Linked DNA regions of Homo sapiens: region 1 is linked to region 2. A link is an interaction called in ENCODE POLR2A ChIA-PET data of the cell type or tissue named here. Cell type or tissue: MCF 10A. All regions are shown on one strand. Links, peaks and the distances in the headings refer to the core of each region. The heading gives the core; the rest is flanking DNA.

Region 1 (4,593 bases), core at 84-4,083, 620 kb before region 2:
CTCATTGGTTTCATGTTGAAAATATCTTCTCTCGGCCAGAAGAATAATAAATATATATATTAATTATTATAAATAATAATTATTATTCATAGTGGTGATTAGAAGTGATCCTTGATGTGCTTGAGATTTGTTTTTGTTTTTGTTTTTTTGAGACAGAGTCTCACTCTGTTGCCCAGGCTGGAGTGCAGTGGTGCAGTCTGGGCTCACTGCATCCTCCACCACCTGGGTTCAAGCAATTCTCCTCGTCAGCCTCCCGAATAGCTGGAATTACAGGCACCCGCCACCACGCCTGGCTAATTTTCATATTTTTAGTAGAGACGGGGGTCTCCCCATGTTGACCAGGCTGGTCTCGAACTCTTGACCTCATGATCCACCCAGCTCAGCCTCCCAAAGTGCTGGGATTACAGGCATGAGCCACAGTGCCCGGCTGATGTGTTTGACATTTTTTTTTTTTTTGAGACGGAGTCTCGCTCTGTCGCCAGGGCTGGAGTGCAGTGGCGCGATCTCGGCTCACGGCAAGCTCCGCCTCCCGGGTTCACGCCATTCTCCTGCCTCAGCCTCCCGAGTAGCTGGGACTACAGGCGCCTGCCACCACGCCCGGCACATTTTTTGTATTTTTAGTAGAGATGGGGTTTCACCATGATAGCCAGGATGGTCTCGATCTCCTGACCTCGTGATCCGCCCGCCTCAGCCTCCCAAAGTGCTGGGATTACAGGTGTGAGCCACCGCGCCCGGGCTGTTTGAGATTTCTAAAGGGAATATATTTAATGTTACCTTCCTAGTTAGGCCCACTTTGACCATTTTATTTGAAACTAACATCCTCCACACACATTTACATACATTCTGATACCCTTTACTCACCTCCAGTGTTTTCTTTTTCCTTAGTAATTGTTACCTTCTAATATACTATATAATTTTCTTATTGTATGCAGTTCTCCCTTGGTATTCATGTGGGATTGGTTCCAGGACTCCCTAGGATACTGAAATCTATGGACATTCAAGTCCCTTACATATAATGGTGTGGTATTTGCATATAACTTACACACATCCTCCTGTATACTTTAAATCATCTCTAGGTTACTTATACTATGCAATACAATGTAAATATTATTTAAATAGTTGTTATACTGTATTTTTGTTTTGTTTTGTTTTGTTTTGAGATAGGGTCTAACTCTGTAGCCCAGGCTGGAGTATAGTAGCATAATCATGGCTCACTGCAACCTTGAACTCCTGGGCTCAAATAGTCCCCCTGCCTCAGCCTCCTGAGTACCTAGGACTACAGGTACATGCCACCTTGCCTGGCTAATTTTTTTATCTTTATTTTTTGTAGAGATGGGGTGTCACTATATTGTCCAGGCTAGTTTCAACTCTTGGCCTCAAGTGATCCTCTGACCTCAGCCTCCCAAAGTACTGGGATTATAGGCATGAGCCACTGCACCTGGCCATTGTTTTTACAATTTGTATTATTTTTTATTGTTGTTATTGTTACTTTTTAGTGGATTTTTTTCACATGTTTTCTATCCTTGGTGGGTTGAATCTGCAGATGTGGAACCTGAGGATATGGAGGGCCAACTGTATATATTTTTATCATCTGCTCCTTCTAATAGATGTAAGCTCCATGAAGGCAGGAATCTCTGTTTTGTTCATTGATATACCTAAACACATAGAGGAATGCTTGGTAGATAATAGACAATTAATATTTGCTGAAATAAATGCATTTCTCCATTAAGTATGGTGTTTGTTATAGAGTTTTGTTATATAGCTTTTATCAAGGAATTTCCCTTTCTTTTTATTTATTTTTTATTTTATTTTTGGAGACGGGAGTCTTGCTATGGTGCCCAGGCTGTTCTCAAACTCCTGACCTCAAGAAATCCTCCCACCTCAGCCTCCAAAAGTCCTGGGATTACAGGTGTGAGCCACTGTGCCTGGCCAGGCAATTGCCCTTTAATTTTTAGCTGAGAGCTTTTATTTTATTTTTTAAAGAGCTGGGGTCTTACTATATTGCCTAGACTGGCCTTCAATTATGGGCTCCAGCAGTCCTTCTGCCTCAGCCTCCTGAGTAGCTGGGACTACAGGCATGTGTCACCAAACCCAGCTGCTGAGAGCTTTTAACATCAAATGTAGAACTTTATCAAGTACTTTTTCCATGCTTATTGAAATAAATGTGACTTTCCCCTCTAATCCATTAATTAGTTATATTTATAGATTCTTTTGTTGTGTTCCTTGTACTCTTGGGATAATCTATTCTTGATCATGGTTCAATAAACACCATTGGCTTTGACAATCTAATATTTTTTTTTCTGTTTCTTTTTCTTTTTGTAGAGATGGGGTCTTGCTGTGTTGTCCAGGCTGGTCTCAAACTCCTGGCCTCAAGTGATCCTCCAGCCTTGGCTTCCCATAGTGCTGGGATTGCAGGCATGAGCCACCATGTCCAGCTTGAAGATATAATATTGTATCTAGGATTTTCAAATCCATGTTGAAAAGTAAATTGGGCTCCTTATGTGGTTATGGCATCAAGGTTATACTAGCCTCTTAAAATAAGTTGGCAACTTTCCCTCTTTTTCTGGTTTCTGAAACAACTTGTTACAGGGAATACCCTTGAAAGCTTAGTAGAACTCAATTGTAAAAGTGTCTAGGCTTGGAGTATTGGGGGAAGAGGATAAGGGTAAATCTATCATTTTAATATTTTAAATAGTATTGGTCTATTCAAATTTTCTTGATTCTTATGACAGTTTTGACACTTTTATGTTTTTTATAGAAATGTATGCCTTGTCTGGGTTTTAAACCTTATTGCCATATGTTTGCTTACGATATTTATTTTTTATTTTGGAGACAAGAGTCTTGCTCTGCTGCCCGGGCTGCAGTGCAATGCCGCAATCTCGGCTCATTGCAACCTCCACCTCCTGGATTTAAACAATTCTTCTGCCTCAGCCACCCAAGTAGCTGGAAATACAGGTGCACATCACCATGCCCAGCTAAGTTTTGTATTTTTAGTAGAGACGGGGTTTCACCATGTTGGCCAGCCTGGTCTCAAACTCCTGACCTCAAGTGATCTACCCGCCTCAGCCTCCCAAAGTGCTAGGATTACAGGCGTGAGCCACTGTGCCCAGCCATATTTTATTTTTAAAATCTCTGTGTCTATAGTTATTTCTCTGTATTCTCTCTCTTTTTCTGTATATGTGTATGTGTGGTTTTTGTTTGTTTGTTTTTTGAGACAAGATCTTGCTTTGTCACCCAGGCTGAGTGCAGTGGCACCATTTAGGCTCATGCAGCCCTGACCTCCCGGGCTCTAGTGGTCCTCCCGCCTCAGCCCCTGCCCAGTTCCCCAGCCCCCCAGTAGCTGTAACTACAGGTGCCTTCCACTATGCCTGGCTAATATTTGTATTTTTTTGTAGAGACGGGGTCTTGCTATGTTGTTCAGGTTATATACATTTTTTGAGACAGGGTCTTGCTCTGTTGCCCAGGATGGAGTGTAGTGGTGCAATCTTGGCTCACTGCACCCTCTCTCCCTGGGTCAAATGATCTTCCCACCTCAGCCTCCAGAGTAGCTGGCACCACAGTCATGTGCCACCACGCCCAGTGCCACCACGGTCTAATTTTTTTTTATTTTTTGTAGAGACAAAGTCTCACTGCCTTGCCCAGGCTGGTCTCGAACTCCTGGGCTCAAGCAGTCCTCCTACTTCAGCCTCCCAAAGCGCTGGGATTACAGGCATGAACCACCATGCCTGGCTCATTTTATATTTTCAATTTGTATTGCCTTCTTTTTTGCTCAATCAGGCTTGCCAGGGATTTAAGAACCAACTTTTAGTTTTGTTAATTATTTTATCCCCTCGTTCTGTTTTTCATTGACTTTTTCCTTTGTATTTCCTTCTACCTTCTTTGGGTTTGTAATGATGTACTTTGCCAAATGTGTGAACGCCTATCTCATTTGTTTTCTATCTCTTATTTTTTGACAAATATATTTGAATCTGTAAGTTTCCTTCTTAGTATTATATTCCCCAAATTTTGACTTTTTTTCTTTCATTATTTTATAATTTTCTTTTTAACCCAAGGGTTGCTTATTAGTATGTCTTTACTTTCTAGACATAATGGTATATATTTGTGAACAAAAATTCTCTCAAAAGGAAAATGGAGGGAAGAGACTTTATTTCAATGAACAGTTTGCATATGGCTAGATGCATCCTTAGGTATAGAAGGAAGGTGTGTTCCAGAGAACAAAGGGAGGGCTTGAGTTTTATAGCAAAAGTTCCTGCCCACCTTCTCAGTCAGGTCTGTTTATGCAAATAAAGGATTCAAACTCATTCAGTTCTGGTTTGTTGATACAGCTGGGCCTTGATTGGTTGAGTCAAGTGAGCTGATTGGTTGATTCAGGTGAGTTCTGATTGGTTGGTTCATATGAACTCTGGAAGTCCCAAAGTTGAACAGAGGTGTGTTTTGGGGGGGAACTCAGAGTATGCGTGTGACCTTTAGTAAGCAGATGGCTGTTTGGCTCTAATTAATTTGATTTAATCTAATTTAATTTTTTTAGAGACAGGCTTGCCCTGTTGCCCAGGCTGGAATGTGGTGGTGCGATCATCCCTCACTGTAACCTCG
Region 2 (4,911 bases), core at 499-4,498:
TGCAGAAACAAATTATTAAAAGGCAAATCTATGCTCAGCCAACAAAGAGCTTCGCAGCCATCAAAGAGATGATTACACGAATTAGATTGATGAATATATTTATGAAAAAGAAAACATTAAGGCTGAGCTGGGACCAGTGGCTCACACCTGTAATCCCAGCACTTTGGGAGGCCGAGGTGGGTGGATCATTTTAGCCCAGGAGTTTGAGACCAGCCTGGCCAACGTGGTGAAACCCCCTGTCTCTTCTAAAAAATACCAAAAATAGCCGGGTGTGGTGGTGTGTGCCTGTAGTCCCAGTTACTTGCGAGGCTGAGGCTGGGGACTCACTTGAACCCGGGATGTGGAGGTTGCAGTGAGCTGAGATTGTGTCACCACACTCCATCCTGGGTGACAGAACAAGACTGTGAAAAAAGAAAGAAGAAAAGAAGGCAGGCAGAAAAGAAAAAGGGAAAGGGGAAGGGGAAGGGAAGGAAAGGAAGAAATTAAGGCTGGGCATGGTGACTCACAACTGTAATTCCAGCCCACTGGGAGGCTGAGGTGGGAGGATCCCTAGAGTTCAGGAGTTTGAGACCAGCCTGGGCAACATAGGGAGACTCCGTCTCAAAAAGAAAAAAAAAAAAAAAAGGAAAGGAAAGATTAAGACAAGTCTGAGCTTAACAGCAACAGATATAGGAGGATGTTCAAAGGACCAAAGGACAACAGCATTCTCTAACAGGAGCGCTTCTTTCTCCTCCACCCCACATTTCTGTCTCCCACAGTGTCCCGTGATTCAGGAGTCAGTCCATGCATGGTTTCCATGCAGAAGGCACAAGTTTTTAGGAAGGGAGGGGCAGAGTACCGTGAAAGGTGAAGACTTCCCAATAGCCCTCCCTCATCCGGGACCATTCCTATATGGAAAAGTGCAAGGCGCCGTGGCCCAGGGAAGACAACCCGTGATGAGAAGAGTGTGACCTAAAAATGGAAAGAACATCAGAGTGGATCTAGAAGACCTGAGTTTAAGTGCAGTCTCCACTGCTCTCTTTTTTTTTTTTTTTTTTTTTTTTTTTTGAGACGGAGTCTCCCTGTCACCTAGGCTGGAGTGCAGGGGTGCGATCTCGGCTCATTGCAACATCTGCCTCCTGGGTTCAAGCAATTCTGCCTTAGCCTCCCAAGTAGCTGGGAATACAAGTGCATGCTGCCACTTATTTTAATAGAGATGAGGTTTCACCGTGTTGCCCAGGCTGGTCTTGAACTCCTGAGTTCAGGCAATCTGTCCGCCTTGGCCTCCCAAAGTGCTAGGATTTCAGGCGTGAGCCACCGTGCCTGGCCTTTACTACTTTCTTAACTTCCTCAAGTATTGGTATGCTCAGGCATAAAACTGCAGTCCTAACAGTCCTGCACAGCACTGTTGTGAAGCCCAATGAGATGAGGTGGTTTGCACTAAACTTTATTTCTCCTTGAGTCAGTTTTATTTTGCTGTTATTTAAAAAATTTTTCCTACCTTGTATCTTTTTTGGGGGAGAGTGGGCTTTTGCTAGCTTCTTAAACACTTATCTCATTCTTTCTAAATCTTTATTATTTACTAATACAGATATTAAAAATCATACATTTCTTTTTTTTTTTTTTTGAGAACGTCTTGCTTTGTCGCCTAAGCTGCAGTGCAGTGGTGTGAACATGGCTCACTGCAATCTCCATCTCCCAGGCTCAAGTGATCCTCCCACCTCAGCCTGACCAGTAGCTGGGATCACAGGTGTGCACAACCATGCCTGGCTAATTTTTGTATTTTTTTCAGTAGAGACAGGGTTTCACCACGTTGCCCAGGCTGGTCTCGAACTCCTGAGCTCAAGCGATCTGCCTTTCTTGGCCTCCCAAAGTGCTGGGATTACAGCTGTGAACCACAGTGCCTGGCCTTAAAAATCATACATGTCTAAGTTTTATTAGAGTTGCATCCCAAAAGACTGCACAGAGTTTTCACTTATTTTCTGTTTCACATATTTATTAAATCCCATTTTTAAGCTTCTGAATGTTTTGAAATTTCCAAGCTCTAGGATTTTTGTGAGGGAAGTGATTCTATTATTGCCTTCTAATTTTTTTTTTTTTTTTTTTTTTTTGGAGACAGAGTCTCACTCTGTCACCCAGGCTGGAGTGCAGTGGCGTGATCTCAGCTCACTGCAACCTCCACCTCCCAGGTTCAAGCGATTCTCATGCTTCAGCCTCCCGAGCAGCTGGGATTACAGGAGCCTGCCACCACGCCCAGCTAATTTTTGTATTTTTAGTAGAGATGGGTTTTGTCATGTTCGCCAGGCTGGTCTTGAACTCCTGACCTCAGATGATTCACTTGCCTCGGCTTCCCAAAGTGCTGGGATTACAGGCGTGAGTCACTGTGCTTGGTCTAATTTTATTACACTATGATCAGAGATCATGGTTCATCATCTTGCTCTTTTGATATACTGAGACTTGGTTAGGGCTAGCATGTGGTTAATTTTCATAAATATTCCATTTGTGATTAAACATGTTTTTTCTAATTTTGGGAAATTAGAGTTTAAAATCTTCTGCTTTGTGGATTTGCCAATTTTGCCTTGTAATTTTGCTTTTTGTTTGTTGCATATTTTACTCTCATAGCATACTGTCTGCTTGTGTGTTTTGTTATTGACCACAACGAGCTTTTCTCCTTCTCTTTTTCTGTGTGAATACTTCCATTGTTTAAGTGTTCGTTCCAGTCCTCACCATGAGGTCGGCTCTTTTGTCCCCAAGTGGACATTTAAAATGCAAGTCCCGGCCAGGGGTGGTGGCTCATGCCTGTAATCCCAGGACTTTGGGAGGCCGAGGCGGGTGGATCACCTGAGGTCAGGAGTTCGAGACCAGCCTGATCAACATGGTGAAACCCCATCTCTACTAAAAATACAAAAAATTAGCCAGGCATGGTGGCGGGTGCCTGTAATCCCAGCTACTCAGGAGGCTGAGACAGGACAACTGCTTGAACCTGGGAGGCGGAGGTTGCAGTGAGCTGAGATCATGCCACTGCACTCCAGCTTGGGTGACAGAGAGAGACTCCATCTCAAAAAAAAAAAAATTAATTTAAATTAATTTAAAAAATAAAATGCAAGTCCTAAGGGCTGGGCACAGTGGCTCACACCTGTAATCCTAGCACTTTGGGAGGCCAAAGTGGGTGGATCACTTGAGCCTTGGAGTTTGAGAGAAGCCTGAGCAACATAGCAAAACTCCAAATCCACAAAAAATACAAAATTACAAAATCACTTGAACCTAGGAGGTTGAAGCTGCAGTAAGTCATGATTGCACCACTGTACTCCAGCCTGGGCAACATAGCAAGACCCCATCTCATAAATAAATAAAATGCAAGTGCTAGTCAACCTTCTGACTCTGACTGTCATACCTGGGATTCCCTTTCTTGTTTCCTATTCCAGTCATGCGTGAAACTTGTTTTTGTTATATTTTGTTCACCTCTAGATGTTCTTAATCAGAATTGTTTACCAGCCCACTCCACCATTGTCCTAGAAGCTCCTTTGTAAACTATAAAGGGCTGTGAAATGGGAACAACATGTTACCACTCAAGCCTTTGGCTTCTTGGTATCCTTCCCTATGGCTGGTGGTCACTGCCCCACTCAGTTCCCTGTTGGGACATTTCCCCCGGTCCTGACGTCAGTTATCTTTTTGGATTTGTTTTGCCTGGTTCTTATCAATCCCTTCTGGCCAAGAGGCTTCCGTAAACGCTCTGGGGTCTCTGAACCAAACATTTAGCCTCCCTGGGCCATGGTTCTGCGTCTCTCCTGTAACTGGCACCTTCCTCTTCATCTCTGCCCTCTGCCTTTAGAAGCGTCAAGTAAGCATTGGAGGAGCGAGCGAGTGAGTGGTTAGGCAGAGAGACAATGAAAATTTTTTTTTTGTTTGAGACAGAGTCTCGCTCTGTTGCCCAGGATGGAGTGCAGTGGCGCGATCTCGGCTCACTGCAGCCTCTGCCTCCCAGGTTCAAGCGCCCAGCCGAAAATATTAAATGTATTTTCTTCCAGTCTTTTGTTCCAGGCTAGGTGCAATGATAGCTGGAAGAATGAAAGTTCTCCCAAAGGCACATAGACCATACAGTTGGTAGGATAGTCAGGGAGTCAGGTAGAAATAAAGGGAAGGACTCTTTTAGTAGTACTTTAAAAAATACTTGCCGGGTGCAGTGGCTTACACCTGTAATCCCAGCACTTTGTGAGGCTGAGGCAGGAGGATCAGTTGAGGTCAGGAGTTCAAGACCAGCCTGGTCAACGTGGTGAAACCCCGTCTCTATTAAAAATAAAAAAATTAGTTGAGCGTAGTGGCGCATGCCTGTAATTCCAGCTACTCGGGAGGCTGAAGTAGGAGAATCCCTGGAACCTAGGAGGTGGAGGCTGCAGGGAGCCAAGATGGTGCCACTGCACTCCAGCCTGGGAGACGGAGCAAGACTCTTATCTCAACACCAACAACAACAACACAAAACTCTTAGCCGGGGGTGGTGGCTCACGCCTATAATCCCAGCACTTTGGGCGGCCAAGGCGGGCAGATCCCCTGAAGTTGGGAGTTCCAGACCAGCCTGACCAACATGGAGAAACCCTGTCTCTACTAAAAATGCAAAATTAGCCAGGTGTGGTGGCGCATGCCTGTAATCCCAGCTACTCGGGAGGCTGAGGCAGGAGAATTGCTTGAACCCAGGAGGTGGAGGTTGTGGTGAGCCAAGATCACGCCATTGCACTCCAGCCTGGGCAACAAGAGTGAAACTCCGCCTCAAGACAAAAACAAAAACAAATCCAGTTCACTACATTTTATTATTCACTCTGTATCTCTACTATTACTTTTTTTTTTTTTTGAGATAGGGTCTTCCTCTGTCACCTGGAGTGCAGTGGTGTGATCATGGCTCACTGTGGCCTCAGCCTCCTGGGTTCAAGTGATCCT

What was found. ChIA-PET counts read pairs that join two places held together with the same protein. Peaks named below come from ENCODE experiments on the same cell type or tissue, not always from the same donor. Only the 100,000 strongest peaks of a DNase experiment are listed, where the experiment ranks them.
Region 1: POLR2A ChIA-PET joins it to region 2 with 5 read pairs; 2 of 35 experiments call an interaction of 5 or more read pairs at or near these places.

What each region holds. Positions count from the first base shown.
Region 1 is chr14:73,648,845-73,653,437 of GRCh38, forward strand. The region is part of intron 1 of DNAL1 (dynein axonemal light chain 1); the gene reads left to right. Among named protein-coding and RNA genes, the nearest start is that of DNAL1, 6.2 kb to the left of the region's middle. In MCF 10A, for the core only: no CTCF peak of the experiment used is centred there; no DNase peak of the experiment used is centred there.
Region 2 is chr14:74,268,248-74,273,158 of GRCh38, forward strand. No RefSeq gene overlaps it. Among named protein-coding and RNA genes, the nearest start is that of VSX2, 31 kb to the left of the region's middle. In MCF 10A, for the core only: no CTCF peak of the experiment used is centred there; a DNase peak (open chromatin) is centred at 2,334.